2 separate regions of the Homo sapiens genome follow, and region 2 is linked to region 1. A link is an interaction called in ENCODE POLR2A ChIA-PET data of the cell type or tissue named here. Cell type or tissue: A673. All regions are shown on one strand. Links, peaks and the distances in the headings refer to the core of each region. The heading gives the core; the rest is flanking DNA.

Region 1 (17,439 bases), core at 5,959-8,458:
AATGGCGTGATCTTGGCGCACTGCAACCTCTGCCTCGTGGGTTCAAGCGATTCTCCTGTCTCAGCCTCCCAAGTAGCAGAGATTACAGGCACCTGCCACAATGCCCAGATTATTTTTGTATTTTTAGTAGAGAAGGGATTTCACAATGTTGGCCAGACTAGTCTCGAACTTCTGACCTCAGGTGATCCGCCCACCTCGGCCTCCCAAAGTGCTGGAATTACAGGCGTGAGCCACCGTACGTGGCCATGTTACCCTAACTCTTATGTTCCTGTTTCCCTAACATAATACCTCCTTTACTCTTCTCCTCTACTACTCTAATCTTAAGGGGAGATGAAGGGTGAAGGTCATTTTTTGTAACTTCTTCCTGCTGACAGTGGACGTTGATCTTTGGGACAGGATTCTCTTATAAGAATTTGCAGTTGGTGGGCTGGGCACGGTGGCTCATGCCTGTAATCCCAGCACTCTGGGAGGCTGAGGCAGGCGGATCACGAAGTCAGGAGATCGAGACCATCCTGGCTAACACGGTGAAACCCCATCTCTACTAAAAATACAAAAAATTAGCCAGGTGTGGTGGTGGGCACCTGTAGTCCCAGCTACTCGGGAGGCCGAGGCAGGAGAATGGTGTGAACCTGGGAGGCGGAGCTTGCAGTGAGGCGAGATCATGCCACTGCACTCCAGCCTGGGCAACAGAGCGAGACTCTGTCTCAAAAAAAAAAAAAAAAAAAGAGAATTTGCAGTTGGTTTCTAGGGAGCCAGGGGAGGTCCATATTTGCATGATGTTCTGTCTGATTTTTTTTTTTTTTTTTTTTTTTTTTTTTTTTTTGAGAGAGAGTGTTTCACTCTTGTTGCCCAGGCTGGAGTGCAATGGCACAATTTTGGCTCACTGCAACCTCTGCCTCCCAAGTTCAAGCGATTCTCCTGCCTCAGCCTCCTGAGTAGCTGGGATTACAGACATGCGCCACCACGCCCAGCTAATTTTGTATTTTTAGTAGAGACGGGCTTTCTCCGTGTTGGTCAGGCTGGTCTCCAACTCCCGACCTCGGGTGATCCGCCCACCTTGGGCTCCCAAAGGGCTGGGATTACAGGTGTGAGCCACCACACCCAGCTGATTCTTTTTTTTTTTTTTTTTAGATGGTGTCTCGCTCTGTCGCCAGGCTGGAGTGCAGTGGCACAATCTCAGCTCACTGCAACCTCTGCCTCCCAGGTTCAAGCAATTATCCTGCCTCAGCCTCCCGAGCAGCTGAGACTGTAGGCACGTGCCACCGTGCCCAGCTAATTTTTGTATTTTTAGTAGAGATGGGGTTTCACCGCGTTGGCCAGGATGATCTCGTTCTCTTGACCTTGTGATCCGCACACCTGGCGATGTTCTGATGATTCAATGGGCATAGCCCTGCCCAGTATTGGAGGAGTAAAAAAAAAAAAAATATATATATATATTTATATATATATTTATTTTTATATTATATATATTTTTATATTTTATATATATATATATATATATATATATTTTTTTTTTTTTTTTTTTTTTTGTAGAGATGGGGTTTTTCCATGTTGCCCAGGCTGGTCTCAAACTCCTGGACTCATGTAATCTGCCTGCCTCGGCCTCCCAAAGTGCTGGGATTACAGGCATGAGCCACCACACCCAACTGTAACACATTTTTATGCCAGAATAATATTGAATAATGATAAATGTATTTTGCCTCTTTTTCCTTTTCTTTTTTTCTTTTTCTTTTTCTTTCTTTTTTTTTTTTTGAGACAGGGTCTTGCTTTGTTGCACAGGCTGGAGTGCAGTGGCACAATCTCAGTTCACCGAAACCTCTGCCTTGTGAGTTCAAGCAATTCCTGTGGCTCAGCCCCCCAAGTAGCTGGGATTACAGGCATGTGCCACGACACCTGGCTATTTTTTATATTTTTAGCAGAGAGGGGGTTTTGCCGTGTTGCCCCGGCTGGTCTCGAACTCCTGGCCTCAAATGATTTGCCCGCCTCGGCCTCCCAAAGTGCTAGGATTACAGGCATGAGCCACCATGCCCAGCCTGCCTCCTCTTTAGTACCTGACAGGAAAGTCTGATTTTTTAAAAAATCCATACTTAACCTACATAGGTATATTTGTTTTTTGTTTTTTGTTTTGAGACGGAGTCTCACTCTGCTGCCTAGGCTGGAGTGCAGTGGCGCGATCTCAGCTCACTGCAACCTCTGTCTCCCAGGTTCATGCCATTCTCCTGCCTCAGCCTCCCAAGTAGCTGGGACTACAGGCGCCCGCCACCATGCCCGGCTGCTAATTTTTTGTATTTTTTTAGTAAGACGGGGTTTCACCATGTTAGCCAGGATGGTCTCGATCTCCTGACCTCGTGATCTGCCCGCCTCGGCCTCCCAAAGTGCTGGGATTACAGGCGTGAGCCACCGTGCCCGGCCAGGTCTATTTGTTTTGTTTGTTTGTTTGAGACAGAGTCTCGCTCTGTCTCCTAGGCTGGAGTGCAGTGGCATGATCTTGGCTCACTGCAACCTCCATCTCCCAGGTTTAAGTGATTCTCCTGCCTCAGCCTCCCAAGTGAGTAACTGGGAAAACAGGTACGCGCCACCACGCCCGGCTAATTTTACATCTGTGTGTCTGTCTGTCTGTCTGTCTGTCTGTCTATCTATCTATCTATCTATCTATCTATTTTTTGAGATGGAGTTTTGCTCTTCTTGCCCAGGCTGGAGTGCAATGGTGCGTGATCTCAGCTCACTGCAACCTCTACCTCCTGGGTTCAAGCGATTCTCCTGCCTCAGCCTCCCAAGTAGCTGGGATTACAGGCATGCGCCACCACGCCCAGCAATTTTTTGTATTTTATTTTTAGTAGAGACAGGGTTTCTCCATGTTGGTCAGGCTGGTCTCGAACTCCCGACCTCAGGTGATCCGCCCACCTCGGCCTCCCAAAGTGCTGGGATTAAAGGCATGAGCCACTGCACCCAGCCTATTTTTTTTATATATATTTTTAGTAGAGATAGGGTTTCACCATATTGGCCAGGCTGTTCTCAAACTCTTGACCTTGTGATCTGCCCGCCTTGGCCTCCCAAAGTGCTAGGAGTACAGATGTGAACCACCATGCCCGGCCTCTGTTTTTTTTTTTTTTTTTTTTGAGACAGAGTCTTGCTGTATTGCCAAGGCTGGAGTGCAGTGGTGCCATCTCAGCTCATTGCAGCCTCCATCTCCCAGGTTCAAGCGATTCTCCCACCTCAGCCTCCTTAGTAGCTGGAATTACAGATGTGCACCACCATCACCTGGCTAGTTTTTGTAATTTAGTAGAGATGGGGTTTCACGATGTTGGCCAGGCTGGTCTCAAACTCTTCACCTCAAGTGATCCACCCACCTTGGCCTCCCAAAGTGCTGGGATTAATTATAGGCATGAGCCACCATGCTCAGCCTCTATTTATTATACATACCTATACACACACACACACACACACACACACACACGAGTAAATAGTAGTTATCTATGTCTGGAACATAAACACAGTAGTATTTACTGTCTTGACATTTTTTTTCCTCCCCTAAGACAGGATCTCACTCTGTTGCCTAGGCTGGATTACAGGGGCATGATCATGGCTCACTGCAGCCTCCACCTCCCAGGCTCAAGCGATCCTCTCACCTCAGCCTCCTCAGTAGCTGGGACTACAGGCAAGCACCACTGTGCCTGGCTAATTTTTTATTTTTGTGGAGGTGGAGTCTCATTGTTACCCAGGCTGGTCTTGAACTCCTGGGCTCAATCGATCCTCCCACCTTGGCCTCCCAAACTGCTGAGATTGCAGTACAGGCCACTGTGCCCAGTCTGTCTGCACATTTTAATTGATTATATAGGCCTTTCTTTTGTTGTACTCTTTCAGGCCTGCAACTGTTTGCTTTGAGTCTTTGGTGTAGTGGGAAACCCTGTGATGCAATTAGAGTTATTCTCATTTTTGCTACATAGTATCATGGCCATTTGCTACTGTTCTAAGCAGTGGGTAACTGTTTTTGATAGTTTCCATATTGTGGTTTAGACACAGAAATTTACAAAATATTTTGTTCATTTCACTAGCTCTACAAGTAAAAACAAAATAACAAATGGCAACAATTTACCAAGTGTTAACTATTTATAAATATTTGAACTTCATTCTTATTTATCCCAATATTATAAATTTACATCTGCTTTTCCACAGATAGATGGTACTGGGGAAAGAAAATTGACTTTGGGCTGGGTGCAGTGGCTCAGGCCTATAATCACAGCACTTTGGGAGGCCGAGGCGGGTGGATCACTTGAGGCCAGTAGTTAGAGATCAGCCTGGCCAACATGGCGAAACCCCGTCTACTAAAAATACAAAAATTAGTTGGCCCTGGTGGCACGTGGCTATAATCCCAGCTACTTGGGAAGCCAAGGCACGAGAATCGCTTGAACCCAGGAGGTGGAGGTTGCAGTGAGCAGAGATCATGCTACTGCACTCCAGCCTGGGTGACAGAGTGAGACTCTATCTCAAAAAAAAAAAAAAAAAAAAACCAAAAAAAAAAGGGAAAAAAATAGAAAATTGACTTCGGTGGTGTCAGATAGGACTAGATTCAATTCTAGCTTTGTCAGTTAATAGTGGTATGACCTTAGACCCTTAATTATCTTTCTCAAGCTTCATTTATGAATGGGAATCAGTGTTAACTTGGAATCACCTTTTTCTCATACATTCAGTCCCATTAGTTCATGTTGTCAATTTACTTTCAAAATATGCCCACTACTTTTTATCACACCACTCTTATTTCACAGCTCTTACAGAATCTGAAATTACCTTGTTTGTACATTTATTTACTTGTTTAAAGTTTCTTCTTTTATGTAAACTCCATGTCTCTTTTTGTGGAAGTCAGTCTTGGTTGCCCTTCCAAAAACTACCTTCTTCCATTCCTCCTTGCTAAGACAGCCTCCTTTATCTGCCACTGTTTAAAGGGTATTTGTGTGCTCAGTCCCCGGGGACAAATAAATGCAACCTTGTTTCCCTTTGCCAGATACTTGCTTTTTCAGTTTCCTTCATGATTGGACCTGATTCTGACCAATGGGACATAAAGAGGCAAGTCAGCTGAGGACTTTCTGGGAATGATTTTCTTCTCTGATAAAAAGAGATTACCCCGTTGAGGAAGTCCCTTTTGTTTCACCCCTCTCCCTTTGCTTTCTGCCTTTGGAAATGTTCTTTGAAGATATGATGCCTAGAGCCAACTTCAGTCCTTGAGGGTCTAATGCAAAGAGAATCATAAAGATGCCAGTTCAGTGCAGTGGTCTGATATTGTGAAGCTATCGACCTAACCTTAAAACCAACCTATCTCCACATTTATTAATTAAATAATAAATTAAAGAAACTAAATAAATATTAATGAATAAAGGAAACAGTAAATGTCCTTATAATGTAAGCCAATGCAAGCAGGCTTTATCCCTAGAGACAAGAACAATACCTGGCACATAGTAGGTGCTTAATATGTAATTTTTGTTTAATATTGAACCTTGTGATTGATTGGATATGGGTTGTGAGGTAAAGTAAGGAATGGAGGTTATTTTGTAGGTTTCTCATTTATTTTATTTATCTATCTATCTATCTATTTATTTATTTTTGAGACAGAGTCTCACTCTGTTTCCCAGGCTAGAGTGCAGTGGCACGATCTTGGCTCACTGCAACCTCTGCCTCCCAGGTTCAAGTGATTCTCCTGCCTCAGCCTCCCAGGTAGCTGGGATTACAGATATGTGCTACCACGCCTGGTTAATTTTTGTATTTTTAGTAGAGACCGGGTTTCACCATGTTGGCCAGGCAGGTCTCGAAATCTTGACTTCAAGCTATCCGCCCACCTCGGCCTCCCAAAGTGCTGGGATTACAGATGTGAACCACTGCGACCAGCAAAGGTTTCTCATTTAAATAACCACGTGAATCGTGGTGCTTTTCACTGAGATCAAAATATTGAAGAAAGAAGTGGGCGGGAAGTAAGAAAAGGTCAGTTTTTAACACATTTTGAGGTTTAAGTGTCGGTAGTACATATGCTTAGAGATGTCCATTAGGCAGACATACTTGCAGATATGGAGAGGGGAGAGAGAGACAGATTTTGAACCTTCAGTATTAAAATGGTAATTAAACTACGGGAATGGTAAGACCTCTCAGGGGGAATGTGTAGAGCTAGGAAAGTAGTGCTTTTCTTTCTTTTTTTTTTTTTTTCTTTTTGATACGGAGTCTCACTCTGTCACCCAGGCTGGAGTGCAGTGGTGAAATCTCGGCTCACTGCAACCTCTGCTACCTGGGTTCAAGCAATTCTCCTGCCTCAGCCTCCGAAGTAGCTGGGATTACAGGTGCTTGCCATCGTGCCCAGCTAATTTTTGAATTTTTAATGTAGACAAGGTTTCACCATGTTGGCCAGGCTGGTCTGGAACTCCTGACCTCATGATCCACCCGCCTTGGCCTCCCAAAGTGCTGGGATTACAGGCGTGAGCCACCGTTCCCGGCTGAACGTGGTGGTATTAATAGAGAACCCTGAAGTAGATAGAGAACCTGGCCTTAGTAAGGAATTGAAAGAATGATCACATTTAAAGTGGAGAAAATGAGCTTATAAAAGGAGTCTGGGGCTGGGCACAGTGGCTCACGCCTGTAATTGCAGCACTTTGGGAGCCCAAGGCAGGCGGATCACCTGAGGTCAGGAGATCGAGACCAGCCTGAGCAACATGGAGAAACCCCATCTCTACTAAAAATACAAAATTAGCCGGGCATGGTGGCGCATGCTTGTAATCCCAGCTACTTGGGAGGCTGAGACAGGAGAAGCACTTGAACCCAGGAGGCTGAGGTTGCGCCATTGCACTCCAGCCTGGGCAACAACAGTGAGACTCCATCTCAAAAAAAAAAAAAAAAAAGTGGCTGGGCATGGTGGCTCATGCCTGTAATCCCAGCACTTTGGAAGGCCGAGACAGGTGGATCGCAAGATCAGGAGATCAAGACCATCCTGACCAACATGTGAAACCCCGTCTCTACTAAAAAAATACAAAAATTAGCCAGGCATGGTGGCGTGCACTTGTAGTCCCTGCTACTCAGGAGGCTGAGTCAGGAGAATTGCTTGAACCCAGGAGGCGGAGGTTGCAGTGAACCGAGATTGTGCCACTGCACTCCAGCCTGGGTAACAGAGCGAGACTGTCTCAAAAAAAAAAAAAAAAAAAAAAAATGGAGTCTGAGCCGGTCGCAATAATCCTAGCACTTTGGGAGGCCAAGGCAGGTGGATCACCTGAGGTCAGGAGTTCAAGACCAGCCTGGCCAACATGCTGAAACCCCATCTCTACTAAAGCTGGGCATGATGGCAGGTGCCTGTAATCCCAGCTACTCAAGAGGCTGAGACTGAAGAATCACTTGAACCTGGGAGACAGTGGTTGCAGTGACCTGAGATCGCACCACTGCACTCCAGCCTGGGCGGCTAAGCGAGACTCCGTTTCAAAAATAAATAAACAAATAAACAAAAGGAGTCTGAGAAAGAATGATCAAAGAGGAAGAACTGGGGGTTTTACGATCCAAGTAAAGAGTTTCAAGCGAGTACAGTGTCAAATGCTGCAGTGTCAAATCCTGCAGGTTAAATAGGGTAAAGACTAGAAAGTGTCCATTGTATTAAATATAGAGAAAACAGTATGGTGTCTATTTTTATTTATTTACTTATTGGACAAGTATTGAGAGCTTACCATGGCAGGTACTCCTTATAAGTGCTGGGTTGATATAACAGTGAATAAAATAAGTCTTGCTGGAGTCGTGAGAAGGGACATGCTTGCCTGTTCCTAATCTTAGTGAGAAAGCTTCTAATTTCTCACTTTTAAGTATAGTGTTAGCTGTAGGGATTTTGTAGACATTCTTGATCAAGACGAGAAAGTTCCCCTCTAAGTTTATCAAGAGAGTTTATCATGAATGAGTGTTGGATTTTGTCATATGCTTCTTCTGCATATGTTGATATGATTATGTGATTTTTCTTTCTTTTTTCTTTTTTAAACAGTTTTGCTCTGTTGCCCAGAATGGAGTGCAGTGGCACCATCTTGGCTCACTGCAACCTCCACCTCCCTGGTACAAACAATTCTCGTGCCTCAGCCACTGGATTAGCTGGGATTATAGACGCACGCCACCACACCTGGCAAATTTTTTTTATTTTTAGCAGATGCAGGGTTTCACCATGTTGGCCAGGCTGGTCTTGAACTCCTGACCTTAAGCCATCTGCTTGTCTCGGCCTCCCAAAGTCCTGGGATTGCAGGCATGAGCCACTGCACCTGGCCTTTTTCTTCTTTAGACTGCTGATCTGATGGATTTTATTAATTGATCTTTTCTTTTTCTTTCTTTTTTTTTTGAGACAGGGTCTTGCTCTGTCACCCAGGCCGGAGTGCAGTGGCATGAACATAGCTCACTGCAGTCTCGGTCTCCTGGGCTTCAGCGATCCTCTCACCTCAGCCTCCTGAGTAGCTAGGACCACAAGTGTATGCCACCACACCCTGCTAATTTTTAAATTTTTTGTAGAGATGAGGTCTTGCCACGTTGTTCAGGCTGGTCTTGAGCTCCTGAGCTGAAGTGATTGTCCCACTTCAGCCTCCCAACATGCTGGGATTATAGGTATGCGCCACTGCTCCTGGCCTTATTCATTTTCAAATGTTGAACCAGCCTTGTATACCTGGGATAAATTCCACTTGGTCTTGGTATATAATTCTTTTTATCCAGTGTTGGATTTGATTTTCTGATATTTAATTAAGGATTTTTGCATCTATGTCCATGCAAATATTGGTCTGTAGTTTTCTTTTTTCTTTTTTTTTTTTTTGTAGTATCTGTCTGGTTTTGGTATTACGGTAACACTGATCTCATAGAATGAGTTAGGGAATAATCCCTCTGCTTCTTTCTTCTTAAAGAGATGGTATAAAATTGGGATAATGTTTCCCCTAAAAGTTTGGTAGAATTCAAATTAGCTAGGCATGGTGGCATACGCCTGTAATCCCAGCTACTCAGGAGGTTGAGGCAGGAGAATCACTTGAACCCAGAAGGCAGAGGTTGCAGTGAGCCAAGATTGCACCACTGCACTCCGGGCTGGGGAACAGAGCAAGACTCCATCTCAAAATAAATAAATAAATGTTTGGTAGAATTCATCAGTTAACCCATCTGGGCCTGGTGCTTTCTGTTTGGGAAGGTTATTAATTATTGATTCAATTATTATTATTATTATTTGAGACGGAGTCTCGCTCTGTCACCCAGGCTGGAGTGCAGTGGCGCGATCTCAGCTCACTGCAACCTCTGCCTCCTGGGTTCAAGCAATTCTCCTGCCTCAGCCACCCGAGTAGCTGGGACTACAGGTGCGTGCCACCATGCCCAGCTAATTTTTTGTATATTTAGTAGAGATGGGGTTTCACCGTGTTAGCCAGGATGGTCTCGATCTCCTGACCTCATGATCTGCCCACCTCAGCCTCCCAAAGTGCTGGGATTACAGGCATGAGCCACCGCGCCCAGCCGATTCAGTTCTTTAATAGATATAGAGCTGTTCAAATTGTCTTTCTTCTTATGTGAATTTGGCAGATTGTGTCTTTCAAGGAATTTGTCTATTTCATCTAGGTTATCAAATCTGTGCACATAGAGTTTTCCTTTATTTTCCCTTTAATGTTCATGGAATCTGTAATTATGTCCTCTCTTTTATTTCTTTTTCTGTTGTTTTGAGACGGAGTCTCGCTCTGTCACCCAGGCTGGAGTGCAGTGGTGTGATCTTGGCTCACTGCAACCTCCTCCTCCCAGGTTCAAGTAACGCTCCTGCCTCAGCCTCCCGCGTAGCTGGGGCTACAGCATACGCCACCACACCCAGCCAATTTTTGTATTTTTTGATAGAGATGCGGTTTTAACATGTGGGCCAGGCTGGTCCTGAACTCCTGACCTCAAGTGATCCACCTGCCTCAGCCTACTAAAGTGCTGGGATTACAGGCATGAGCCACCACACCCAGCCTTTTATTTCTTTTTTATTACTTTTTTGTAGAGATGAAGCCTCGCTATGTTGCCCAGATTGGCGTGCAGTGGCTATTCACAGATGTGATAATCATATACTGCAGCCTTGAACTCCTGGGCTCAAGGGATCCTCCTGCCTCAGCCTGTAAAGTAACTGGAACTATAGGTGTGCCACCTTGCCCAGCTCCTTCACTTTAAAAAAAAAAAGTTTAATTTTAATTTTGTAGAGATGAGGTCTTGCCATGTTGCCCAGGCTGGGCTTGAACTCTTAGCATCTAGTCATCCTCCCACTTTGGCCTCCCAAAGGCCTGGGATTATAGACATGAACCACTATGCTCAGCCTCCTTTACTTTTTTTTTTTTTTTTTTGAGACAGAGTCTCGCTCTGTCGCCCAGGCTGGAGTGCAGTGGCACAATCTCGGCTCACTGCAAGCTCTGCCTCCTAGGTTCACGGCATTCTCCTGCCTCAGCCTCCCAAGTAGCTGGGACTACAGGTGCCCGCCACCATGCCTGGCTAATTTTTTTGTATTTTTAATAGAGACGGGGTTTCACCGTATTAGCCAGGATGGTCTCGATCTCCTGACCTTGTGATCCACCCGCCTCGGCCTCCCAAAGTGCTGGGATTACAGGCGTGAGCCACCGCGCCCGGCCTCCTTTACTTTTTTTATCTAGTTTCTCCTACAGATCTATAAAGAGTTGTTGGCAGCTCTAGATGCACTGCCTATGACTTAGCCCTGCTCTGCATGGAGCAGTTAAAAAAAAAAAAAAGGAGCTGTTGATTTTTTAGTTTGTTCAGCTTTTACTTGTTGTTATCATGGAGTGGTGACTTCCGAGCTTCTTTTCTGCTGGTCTGGAAACTGGATGTGTATATCTTTTCAAAGCAGTAACAAGAAGGTCAATGAGGCCAGAGCAGAGTAGTGAGTGAGGGGGAGAGCGTTATGAAATGAGATTGGAGAGGTAGCCAGGGTCTAGCTCATGTAATAGTGTTATTAGGCATGGAGAGATTTTGTGTTTTATTCTAAAAATAATGAGAAGCTATTAGATAGTTTTGAGCAAAGGTGTGACATGTTCTATTTTAGGTTTTAAGAGCATTGCTCTGGCTTTTGTGAGAGTAAACCACAGGAGGTTAAGAGTGGAAGAAGGAAGATGAACTAGAAGGGAATGGGCAGTAATGCAAATAAGAGATGATAGTGGCTTGAATCAAGGTGATATTGTTGAGGTGGTAAGAAGTGGTGGAAATGTGAGTTGTTTTGTTTTGTTTTGTTTTGTTTTTGAGATGGAGTCTTGCTCTGTCACCCAGGCTGGAGTGCAGTGGTGTGATCTCGGCTCACTGCAATCTCTGCCTCCCAGGTTCAAGTGATTCTCCTGCCTCAGCCTCCCAAGTAGCTGGGACTACAGGCGTGTGCCACCACGCCCGGCTAATTTTTTTTTTTTTTTTTTTTAAGTAGATGTGGGGTTTCACCGTGTTAGCCAGGATAGTCTTGATCTCCTGACTTCGTGATCTGCCTGCCTTGGCCTCCCAAAGTGCTGGGATTATAGGCTTGAGCCACCACGCCCAGCCTTCTGAGTATATTTTGAAGACAGAACTGACAGGATTTATTAAGAAGTTGGCTGTGAGAAAGAAAGAGAGGAGTCAGTCATGACCCCTAGATTTTTGGTCTGAGCAACACTGGGGAATACTAAAGGAGGAACAGGTGTAGAGAAATGGAAAGAATCAAAAGTTCAGTTTTGGACATGTTAAGTTTGAGATGCAGTGGGTTAAATATAAGTAGAGATGTTGATTAGGCAGTAATAGTTGGTTAAAAAGTGCAGAGGGGAGGTCGTGTTGGAGATAAATTTAGAAGTCATCAGTATAGAAAGTGGATAAGATCACCTGGGGAACGGGGGAGATCCAACCGGGCGCAGTGGCTCATGCCTGTAATCCCAGCACTTTGGGAAGACCAGGCGGGCGGATCACAAAGTCAGGAGTTCGAGACAAGCCTGGCCAACATAGTGAAACCCCGTCTCTACTAAAATTACAAAATTTAGCTGGGCATGGTGGCATGCGCCTATAGTCCCAGCTACTTGGGAGGCTGAGGCAGGAGAATCGCTTGAACCCGGGAGGCGGAGGTTGTGGTGAGCTGAGATTGTGCCATTGCACTCCAGCCTGGGCAACAGAGCGAGACTGTCTGAAAAAAAAAAAAAAAAAAGGAAGAGGTCCAAGGACTGAACCCCAGAGCACTCTAACTTATAAAAATTAGGAACAGGATCTAGTAGTGTAAAGTAAAAGGAGCAGACAGTGATGTTGGAAGTTAATAATGGCCTGGGTGCAGTGGTTCACACCTATAATACCAGCACTTGGGGAGGCCAAGGTGGGAGGATTGCTTGAGCCCAGGAGTTAGAGACCAGCTCTGGCAACACAGGGAGATCCCTTCTTTACAACAAATACAAAAATTAGCCAGGCGTGGTGGTGTGCACCTGTAGTACCGATTACTTGGGAGGCTGACATAGGAGCCCACGAGGTGAAGGCTGCAGTAAGTTGTGATCGCGCCACTGCATTCCAGCCTGGGTAACAGAGCAAGACCGTGTTTCCAAAAAAATAGAAGAAAGAAAATAATGAAGAGTTTAGTATTCTGGAAACCAAATGAAGAAAGTGTTTCAAGCAGGAGCAGGTGATAACTCTGCTTTTTGAACTGTGCTTTCTGGGAGGCTGGGTAACATGGGGTCTGAGAATCAGCTGTTAGATTTCACTGGTGACCTGGGCAAGAGTGGCTTCAGTGGAGCAGTAAGGATGAATTAAGGCCTTATTGGTGTAAGTTCAAGAGATGATTCATGACAAGGAAGTGGAGGAAGGAGAATTTAAAAACTTTTTTGAGGATTTTTGCTTTAAGGGGTTAGAAAGAAGAGTAATAACCAGGAGAGCTGGATAGGGATGTTCAATAAAAGGCGGGGTTTTCTTTTTGTTTTTGTTTCTAAGGTGGGAGCTATTTTAGAATATTTGTTTGCTAATGAGAAAAAAAAAACAAAAGGTAAAATCCATGTTGTGGGGAAAAGGAGCAAAGCTTTAGAGTAGTGAAATGGAAAGGCACCCAGTGCACCATGGAGGGGTTCACCTTGGAAAGGAGCACAGTATTCACCTGCTGACACACAGGAGGAAGCCAGAATTCGAGGAGCGATTAATCGGTTGGCAGTTAGATTTAGTGGTGGAATCTGTGGAATTTCTCTTCTGATTATTTCTGTTTTTCTCCTCTACTGCAGTGAACTAGAAAATGGGTAATTTCAGCCAGGGATGGTGGCATACAGTGGTGCCTTTCAGCTACTCGGGAGGCTAAGGCAGGAGGATCCTTTGGGCCCAGGAGTTTGAGTCCAGTCTGGGCAACATAGCAAAACCTCATCCTTTTTTTTTTTTTTTTTTTTTGAGACGGAGTTTCGCTCTTGTTGCCTAGGCTGGAGTGCAATGGCGTGATCTCGGCTCACCGCAACCTCTACCTCCCGGGTTGAAGCGATTCTCCTGCTTCAGCCTCCCGAGTAGCTGGGATTACAGGCATGTGCCACCACACCTGGCTAATTTTGTATTTTTAGTAGAGACAGGGTTTCTCCATGTTGGTCGGGCTGGTCTCGACCTCCCGACATCACGTGATCTGCCCGCCTCAGCATCCGAAAGTGCTGGGATTACAGATGTGACCTATCGTGCCCAGCCGCTAAACCTCATCTTTAAAAAAGAAGAACAAAATAGGTAATCTTTCCTAATTCTCCCTCTTTTCCTTAGTAACAGAACCCTGATTTCTTTGGGAACAGGGTGCCCAGCTTCTGTTCCAACTGATGGGGTCCATGTGACTAAGTTCTGGTGAAATGTTAGTGGAAGTTGTTTGGTGGGGCTGCTGATAAAGTTTCTAAAACAGGATTGATAAGATTGAGCTAGTGTCATTGGCCCTTTCTTTTTCTTTTTTTTTTTTTTTTTTTTTTTTGCCTAGAACATGGACAAGATGGCTGGGGTCCTGTGGAGTTCTAGTAATCTTCTTACGATAATAAAGCAACCTTATGCCATATGATATGCTAAGGATGGAGGAAGATAGAGTCTAGGTGCCTGATGACAACATGGAGCTGTCAAGCCCTGCATTGCCTCCCCCTGGACGTCTCATTATGGGAGAAAATGAAGCAATTTGTTTAAGCCACACTGATCTTTTTTCCTATTTTTCTTTTTCTTTTGTTGAGTGTGTGTTTGTGTCTGTTATTTACAGCTGATTGTAAGTCATAACTGATGTGGTAGTGGGACTGTGTAAGTTTTGTCTTCTGATGTTTTTCTTTTTTTTTTTCTTCTTCAGTGAAACAGGGATGGGGAGATCATTAGCTAAATGTAAGGATTGGGGAAGGAGTGTGGGAGGTTTGTGGAGAGAGAATGTGTGAAATGTGGGAAGTTTGTGGAGAGAGAATTTGTGAAATAGTTATCTCTGAATGGTAGAGTAAATTAAGTAGGGAGAGGTAGTAGGTCATTCAGACATCTGTGGTTGTAAATATAAAATGAGATCAGTCATCTGGGTTGTATTTTTCCCTAGTCAGGTTTACCTGCTCAGGAGAAGGTATAAACCTGATAGTGAATTGGGTTTAACCAGGATTTATATTTTGCTAAAGCCATTGTGTCACCATTTGTGAAATAGAAGAAGATACTGTAGAGTCACTAAGAAGACAGTTGACTGAATGGATTTATAAAAACATGTAGCCGGGCACAGTGGCTCATGCCTGTAATCCCAGCACTTTGGGAGGCCGAGGCGGGCAGATCACGAGGTGAGGAGATCGAGACCATCTTGGCTAACACGGTGAAACCCCCTCTCTACTAAAGAAAAAAAAAAAAATTAGCCGGGCGTGGTGGCAGGCGCCTGTAGTCCCAGCTACTCAGAAGGCTGAGGCAGGAGAATGATGTGAACCCAGGAGGTGGAGCTTGCAGTGAGCCAAGATCACGCCACTGCACTACAGCCTGGGTGACAGAGCGAGACTCTGTCTCAAAAATAAATAAATAAATAAATAAAATAAATAAAAATATATACAAACATGTAATTGCTGGCCAGGCATGGTGGCTCACGCCTGTAATCCTAGCACTTTGGGAGACTGAGGCGGTGGATTGCCTGAGCTCAGGAGTTTGAGACCAGCCTGGGCAACACGGTGAAACCCCATCTCTACTGAAATACAAAAAATTAGCCAGGCGTAGTGGCATGTGCCTTTAGTCCCAGCTACTTGGGAGGCTGAGGCAGGAGAATTGCTTGAACCTGGGAGGTGGAGGTTGCAGTGAGCCAAGATCGTGCCACTGCATTCCAGCCTGGGCAACAGAGTAAGACTCTGTCTCAAAAAAAGAAACAAACAAACAAAAAACATGTAATTAATAAAAGCAGTAGACTTGAAAGCAAAACTTTACACATATTTTTTGAATAGGTAAAGTTCCCATGGTTCAAACATTGAAGAGGTAAAAAGATACACAGACATACCTTACTTTATTGCACTTCACTTTACTGAACTTGTTTTGTTTTGTTTTGTTTTTCTTTTGAGACAGTTTCGCTCTTGTTGCCCAGGCTGGAGTACAGTCGTGTGATCTCGGCTCACTGCAACCTCTGCCTCCTGGGTTCAATCTCTTCTCCTGCCTCAGCCTCCCAAGTAGCTGGGACTACAGGCACTTGCCACCACGCCCGGCTAATTTTTGTATTTTTGGTAGAGACAGTGTTTCACCACGTTGGCCAGGCTGGTCTCGAACTTCTGACCTCAAGTGATCGGCCTGCCTCGGCCTCCCAAAGTGCTGGGATTACAGGCTTAAGCCACCGTGCCCGGCCCTTTTTATTTTTTTTGAGACAGAGTTTCGCTCTTGTTGCCCAGGCTGGAGTGCAATGACGCAATCTTGGCTCACCGCAACCTCCGCCTCCCTGGTTCAAGGATTATCCTGCCTCAGCCTCCCAAGTAGCTGGGATTACAGGTGTGAGCCACTGTGTCTGGCCCACTTTACTGAACTTCACAGATGATGAGAGTTTTCTCTTTCTTTTTTTTTTTTAAAACGTATTGAAGGTTTATGGCAACCCTGCATCAAGCAAGTCTGTTAGCACCATTTTTCCAACAGCATTTGCTCACTTCATGTCTCTGTGTCACATTTTGGTAATTTTCATAATATATAAAAATTTTTCATTACAGGCTGGGTGTAGTGGCTCACACCTGTAATCCTAGCACTTTGGGAGGCCAAGGCAGGCGGATCTCCTGAAGTCAGGAGCTCAAGACCAGCCTAGCCAACATGGCGAAACCCCATCTCTACCAAAAATACAAAATTAGCTGGGTGTGGTGACACACGCCTGTAATCCCAGCTACTTGGGAGTCTGAGGCAGGAGAATCGCTTGAACCCAGAAGGCGGAGGTTGTGGTGAGCCGAGATCGTGCCATTGCACTCCAGCCTGGGAGACAAAGCGACATCTCAAAAAAAAAAAAAAAAAAAAGCTTTTTTATTATTATTGTATTTGTTATGGTGATCTGTGATTAGTAATCTTTGATGTTACTATTGTAATGGTTTTGGAGTGCCACAAACATAAGATCACGTGACAGTGACCTTAATATATAAATGTGTGTGTTGTGATTGTTCTACTGACCAGCCATTTCCTGTCTCCCTCTTCTTATGCCTCCCTGTTAAATTAGACACAACAACATTGAAATCAGACCAATTAATAACCCTACAGTGGTCTCTGAGAGAGGCTAACAGCTAATCCTCTTGTGCTAAACAGCCAAATTGTGAATGCAAAGGAAAAGTTCTCAAAGGAAATTAAAAGTGCTACTCCAGTGAACACATGAATGATAAGAAAGTGAAACAGTCCGGGCGTGGTGGGTCACGCCTGTAATCCCAGCACTTTGGGAGGCTGAGGTGGGTGGATCACCTGAGGTCAGGAGCTCAAGACCAGCCTAGCCAACATAGTGAAACCCTGTCTCTACTAAAAATACAAAAATTAGCTGAGTGTGGTGGTGCACACTTGTAATCCCAGACACTCGGGAAGCTAAGGCAAGAGAATCACTTGAACCCCAGAGGTGAACATTGCAGTGAGCTGAGATTGTGCCACTGCACTCCAGCCTGGGTAACAGAGAGAGACTCTGTCTCAAAAAAAAAAAAAAAAAAAAAGTGAAACAGCCTTATTGATGCTGATAGGGAGAAAGTTTTAGTAGTCTGGATAGAAGATCAAACCAGCCACAACATTCTCTTAAGCCAAAGCCTAATCCAGAGCAGGACCTCAGTTATCTTCAATTCTGAGAAGGCTGAGAGAGGTGAGGAAACTACAGAAGAAAAGTTTGAAGCTAGCAGAGGTTGGCTCGTGAAGTTTAAGGAAAGAAGCTGTCTCCATAACATAAAAGTGCAAAGCGAAGCAATAAGTGCTGATGTAGAAGCTGCAGCAAGTGATCCAGAAGATCTAGCTAAGATCATTGATGAAGATGGCTATACTAAACAACACATTTTTGGCCAGGCACTGTGCCTCATGTCTAAT
Region 2 (6,124 bases), core at 1,866-4,365, 130 kb after region 1:
TCCTGGCTCCCCCTCTCCAGCGCCCAGTGACTCGCTGCTGAGTCACCTGTGGCCCTGCCCTGGGGAGAGCTTCCAACTGCGCCAGTCCACTTGAGAATGGAGGCAGGCACCTCCTTGGAAGGGAATAATTAACTTTCACGTTGCCTAATCCTGCATTTCTGGTGTTAATCTAGTGGTAGGTTTATAGCTGAAGCTTTCTACTTAAGCCGGGTTTAAAAACACGTCCACAAAAGGATATTTTCTTATAAAACCAGAGTTGGCCCGGCGCAGTGGCTCACGCCTGTAATCCCAGCACTTGTTCGAGACAAACCTGGCGAACATGGTGAAACCCCGTCTCTACTTTAAAAAAAAAAAAAAACAAAAAAAAACGCTGGGCGTGGTGGCGCGCGCCGGTAATCCCAGCTACTCGGGAGGCTGAGGCAGGAAAATCGCTTGAACCCAGGAGGCGTAGGTTTCCCTGAGCCGAGATCGCGCTACTGCACTCCAGTCTGGACGACAGAGCGAAACTGTCTCAAAAAAACGCAAACCCGGCCCGGCGCGGTGGCTCACGCCTGTAATCCCAGCACTTTGGGAGGCTGAGGCTGGTGGATCACGAGATCAGGAAATCGAGACCATCCTGGCTAACACGGTGAAACCCCGTCTCTACTAAAAAAAAAAAAAAAAAAATTAGCTGGGCGTGGTGGCAGGCGCTTGTAGTCTCAGCTACTCGGGAGGCTGAGGCAGGAGAATGGCGTGAACCCGGGAGGCGGAGCTTGCAGTGAGCCGAGATCGCGCCACTGCACTCCAGCCTGGGCGACAGAGCAAGACTCCGTCCAAAAACAAAAAAAAACCCGCAAACCCCAGAGTAAACTAGTACCACGTGTTCTTAGTTCAGTTTTCAAGAAACGTGAAATTATACGTAACTTGAGTGTTTTCTATAAAGCTTCCAGAAGTATTGAAAACAACTATCTTAGGCCGGGCGCGATGGCTTATGGTTGTAATCCCAGCACTTTGGGAGTCCGAGGCGGGAGGACCGCTTGAGCTCAGGAGGTCGAGACCAGCCTGGGCAACACGGTGAAACTCCGTCTATACTAAAAATACAAAAATTATCTGGGCGTCGTGGTGCGTGCCTGTAGTCCCAGCTTCTCGGGAGGCAGGGGTGGGAGGATCTTTTGATCCCGGGAGGTGGAAGCTGCAGTGAGCCCAGATCGCACCACTGCACTCCAGCGAGACCTTATCTCAAAAATACGTACATGAATTTAAATATAAAAATCAAATGTAAATACATGTATATGTCGCACTGTAACAACTTATTGCTTCTTTTCAAGCAGTACCAAAAAGATACTGGTAAAAGTGGGATTCACAAAGTAGTGAGACCCTTTAAAAAGCAGGAGAGCGGCAGCGGACTGGTTTAGGTGAACACTGGTTAAATTTTCTTGTTTTTTAACGAGAGGTAAGAGCTGCTTATCCAGTTAACACTAGACCAATTGACTCCACCTGTGCCTCACTTTCTCCCACGTGGCCAGGGGAGAGTGGAGGGTAAGTCAGTGGCCGCTGACTGCCTGCTAAGCTTCAAGAAGGCAGTTTAGACTGAGCAATGAAAGAAAAATTGCGGGCGCAAAATAGAAACGGCATTTAAACAGAAGAAGCATTTGTTAGAATGAGTGGATCTTCTCAGATACTTTATCTCCTTGGGCCTGGGGGCCATCATGATCAGGTATCTGGTTATCTCCAGCTTTTTGGGGCTTGGGCGTTTCCAAAGTCCAGTTAAAGGTAAACATGATGCCGGGCGTGGTGGCTCCCGCCTATAATCCCAGCACTTTGGGAGGCCGAGGTGAGTAGATCACCCGAGGTCAGGAGTTCAAGACCAGCCTGGCCAACATGGTGAAACCCCATCTCTACTAAAAATACGAAAATAAGGCAGGCATGGTGGTGGGCACCTGTAATCCCAGCTACTTGGGAGGCTGAGGCAGGAAAATCGCTTGAACCTGGAAGGCGGAGTTTCCACTGCACTCCAGCCTGGGCGACAGAGCGAGACTTTTTCTCAAAAAGGTAAACATGATGCAATGGTAAATAGTCATGGGCTAATTAGAACAAACTACTCCTGTTCTCCCACACCCCTGGAGCTGGGTGAGTAGACCCAGGTGATACTGAGCTTGCTGATGTGGTTAAGAGACCTTGATTGTTTCATGGGGAGTGTAGGTGGGAAGGAGGTCAAAGGTTGTGAGTAATTAGGGTTTTTATTATCTCTTGGCTTATGAGACCAGGTCCTTTGAGAACTTAGTGCTCTGCCAGTCTCCAAAGTGGCTAATCTGACTTATGATGAAATGCCAAACACCCTTTTTGTTTTCCTGTTAAGTCTGTGTGTACAGATTCTATGTTTATTCCCTTATTTTACTTAGCAGGTGTGGGTTTGGTAATTTCTAACCATATTCTGCTTTGGCCCCTCTGGCCTTTCTAAATTAACTTGGTCCACCTCATAAATATATATCTATGAGAGAGAGACACACACACACAGACACAGACACAGAGTCTTGCCTCTGTTGCCCAGGCTGGAGTGCAGTGGCGAGATCTCTGCAACCGCCACCTCCTGGGTTTGGGTTCAAGTGATTCTCATGCCTCAGTCTTCCGAGTAGCTGGGACTACAGGCGCGCACCACCATGCCTGGCTAATTCTTGTATTTTTAGTAGAGATGGGGTTTCAGCATATTGGCCAGGCTGTTCTTGAACTCCTGACCTCAGATGATCCACCCACCTCGGTCTCCCAAAGTCCTGGGATTACAGGCATGAGCCACTGTGCTCTACCATAATTTTTTTTTTTTTTGTATTTTTAATAGAGACAGTTTCACCATGTTGGCCAGGCTGATTTCAAACTCCTGACCTCAAGTGATCTGCTCACCTTGGCCTCCCAAAGTGCTGGGATTACAGGTGTGAGCCAGAAACAACTAATTTCTTAACCTATCAGTAAAGTCTTGGTAACATTTCTAGCCTTTATTATTATGGTCTTCCCTCTTCCGGAGATGTTTTGACGGTGAAGGAAAAACGTTCTTCCTATAGATTAGATTCTTCCACTTGGTTAAAAAGCTGCCTCTGACCACAGTTTTTAAAATACAGCTAACTGCTGCTTATCCAGCATTTTCTTCATGAGTCATGGCTATAGTTTGCTGGTTTAAGCTGGTTTTAAAGGAGGGAGAGAGAAGCTTTTGTCTCCTAAAGAATAGGATTAAAGCGGGACCAGAATGAGCTCAGTAGTTACACAATCATTCAGAGAATGAATCAGAGCTGGAAAGGGGAATTTTGCCTTAGTTTAAGGAATCATATCTACTGTGGCTACAAAGCAACTGTCTGGTCTTGCCGAGTAGTTCATGAACACATCTTTGGTTTTCCAAGGCACTTTTGCTGAATTAGGTCTTCAAAGATTTTTGCTTTTGAAATTATAGTCCCTGAGCAGGAGTGGCCTGCTGAAAGATGGTTATCTTTTTTTGTTTGAGATGGAATATCTTGTCACTCAGGCTGGAGGGCAGTGGTGTGATCTCAGCTCACTGCAACCTCCACCTCCTGAGTTCAAGTGATTCTCCTCCCTCAGCCTCCCAAGTAGCTGGGACTACAGGTGTGCGCCATCATGCCTGGCTAATTTTTTTTGTATTTTTAGTAGAGATGCAGTTTTGCCATGTTGGCCAAGCAGATCTCAAACTCCTGACCTCAGGTGATCCACCTGCCTCAGCCTCCCAAAGTACTGGGATTACAGGTGTGAGTCACTGCGCCCAGCCAGTTATCTGTCTTGAAGGTTAATCAGTCATTAGGTGTGAATCATTCCTAAATGTCCCATCTGATGTATTATACCCTGACATTTTCCTTTCTTCCTCCCACAGCGTGAGTGCATCTCCATCCACGTTGGCCAGGCTGGTGTCCAGATTGGCAATGCCTGCTGGGAGCTCTACTGCCTGGAACACGGCATCCAGCCCGATGGCCAGATGCCAAGTGACAAGACCATTGGGGGAGGAGATGATTCCTTCAACACCTTCTTCAGTGAAACGGGTGCTGGCAAGCATGTGCCCCGGGCAGTGTTTGTAGACTTGGAACCCACAGTCATTGGTGAGTTGACCTCAGTAACCCAAGTGAGATCCCAGGGTGCTGGGACAGGAGGTCTGTCCTGGGGGGGCTCCGCTGGTCACTCACCCACTCTCCCTCCCCGCTCCTTGTCCCTCCTCCTCCTCCCCCATCATGTTCTCCAGATGAAGTTCGCACTGGCACTTACCGCCAGCTCTTCCACCCTGAGCAACTCATCACAGGCAAGGAAGATGCTGCCAATAACTATGCCCGAGGGCACTACACCATTGGCAAGGAGATCATTGACCTCGTGTTGGACCGAATTCGCAAGCTGGTAAGTATAGTACTTTAAATAAAGTGGGATGAGAGTTTCTTTTGCAGTTCTGAGACCAAACTACAGAAATCATTCTTTGCAACTAAAATGAGACTATTTGCATTGCAACTAAAATGTATCTGTTCACTAAATTAATTGGATTTCTGAACCAGATGATCTTGGATTTATGGGACAACTATGGGGTAGAAGTAAGTGCTCTTTAGCCTATTTTGCTTCAAGCTGAGACACCCCTTTTGAGGTCATCTTAGTCATACTGAGTGAGTAGGTAGCTGACTTCTACATGTAACTAATTGATCAGAGTCATTTTTTAAAAATCTGGGATGGTTCCTTCATGTCAATACAGAAAGTTCAGAGAACAAGAAGCCAGTGTCACACTGACAAGAAACAGCCAATACTGGAAACTTCCAGTACTGCTGAAAGTGGAGTCGGGAGCTTCCTTATGAAGTGTGCTGTTTGGATCACTTTAATTAAGAGCCTGGCAATCAGATGACTCTTTGCTCCTTAGGCATGTGGGCAGCTTGTAAGTAATTAACCAGAGATCAAGCATGATGGTCTGGGCAGAGTAACTTGTCAAGAAAATCACATTGTATTAAGCCCAGCCATGACTGCTCCATTCTAAAATAGAATAGCCTCATCATTCATGGCTTCATACTTTCTCAGATGTTTACGTAGTCTTCCCAGCAAAACTGGACTGATGTTTCCGATGCTTAAAAACTAAGCTTTAGGCTGGGCACGGTGGCTGACATCTGTAATCCCAGCACTGGGAGGCCAAGGTGGGCGGATCATGAGGTCAGGAGATCGAGACCATCCTGGCTAACATGGTGAAACCCTCTCTACTAAAAATACAAAAAAATTAGCCGGGCGTGGTGGTGGGCGCCTGTAGTCCTAGCTACTAGGGAGGCTGAGGCAGGAGAATGGCGTGAACACGGGAGGCGGAGCTTGCAGTGAGCCGAGATCGTGCCACTGCACTCCAGCCTGGGCGACAGAGTGAGACTCCATCTCAAAAAAACAAACAAACAAAAAAAACCCTAAGCTTTAGTTATAAGCACTGACTTGGAAAATCAGGGACCTGCCTTTAGGACAAATAAACCTAGTAGCTATTTAGGGTTCTGGAACGTGAGGTTTATTGCCTACCAAAACAATTGCATTTGTCCTTGTCATTACTGTGCTCACAGGAGGCTTAACTGGTGTAATTGGTAGGCGAGAGTCTGCCCTGTGCATTGATCTCATGTAGTTGATGGACCCACAGGCTATAAGGGAGCTGAGTAGAGAATGTTCACAAATCTGAGGCCCATCACTTGGAGAAGCAAGAGTTTACAACAGAATACTTTATTTGGAAGGTCAAAATCATTCCTTCGTAAAGTAGCAGTTTGCTAACCAAAATAGCCCAGTTAGGTGGAGGAAATCCCCAACAACCTGAGGTCTCATGGAATTGTGGTTGTGTCACTTTACCCAAAATAAATGGGCTTCTTGGTACCTAGTGTCATATATTGGCTTACTGGGCCAATACTGTGCTTACTGTGCCAAGCACTATGCTGAGTACTTACTTAATTCTCAACCTAAGGTGATTACTATTCTCACTTAATCAGTGGAAGAACTGAGAAATGAATGTGGTCATACAGTAAGGAACTGGTACAGCCGGATCCTGACACAGCCTGACTCCAGTACCAGGGTGTTAGAACTTTGGCTATTCTGTTGTTCCACCTCAGAAAGCAGCTGCCAAATCTTTACAAGACATCCACTGTACCAGGCTGGTGGTCCT

Evidence for each region. Peaks named below come from ENCODE experiments on the same cell type or tissue, not always from the same donor. Only the 100,000 strongest peaks of a DNase experiment are listed, where the experiment ranks them.
Region 2: POLR2A ChIA-PET joins it to region 1 with 13 read pairs; 28 of 35 experiments call an interaction of 5 or more read pairs at or near these places.

The regions. Positions count from the first base shown.
Region 1 is chr12:49,133,748-49,151,186 of GRCh38, forward strand. TUBA1B-AS1 (TUBA1B antisense RNA 1) reads left to right here. Exons shown (of 2, transcript NR_183484.1): 2 at 13,916-14,116. Among named protein-coding and RNA genes, the nearest start is that of TUBA1B-AS1, 11 kb to the left of the region's middle. In A673, for the core only: no CTCF peak of the experiment used is centred there; no DNase peak of the experiment used is centred there.
Region 2 is chr12:49,265,615-49,271,738 of GRCh38, forward strand. TUBA1C (tubulin alpha 1c) reads left to right here. Exons shown (of 4, transcript NM_032704.5): 2 at 3,851-4,073; 3 at 4,214-4,362. Among named protein-coding and RNA genes, the nearest start is that of TUBA1C, 3.6 kb to the left of the region's middle. RefSeq lists a silencer at 1-97. In A673, for the core only: no CTCF peak of the experiment used is centred there; a DNase peak (open chromatin) is centred at 3,177; H3K4me3 peaks cover 1,666 bases; H3K27ac peaks cover 1,977 bases.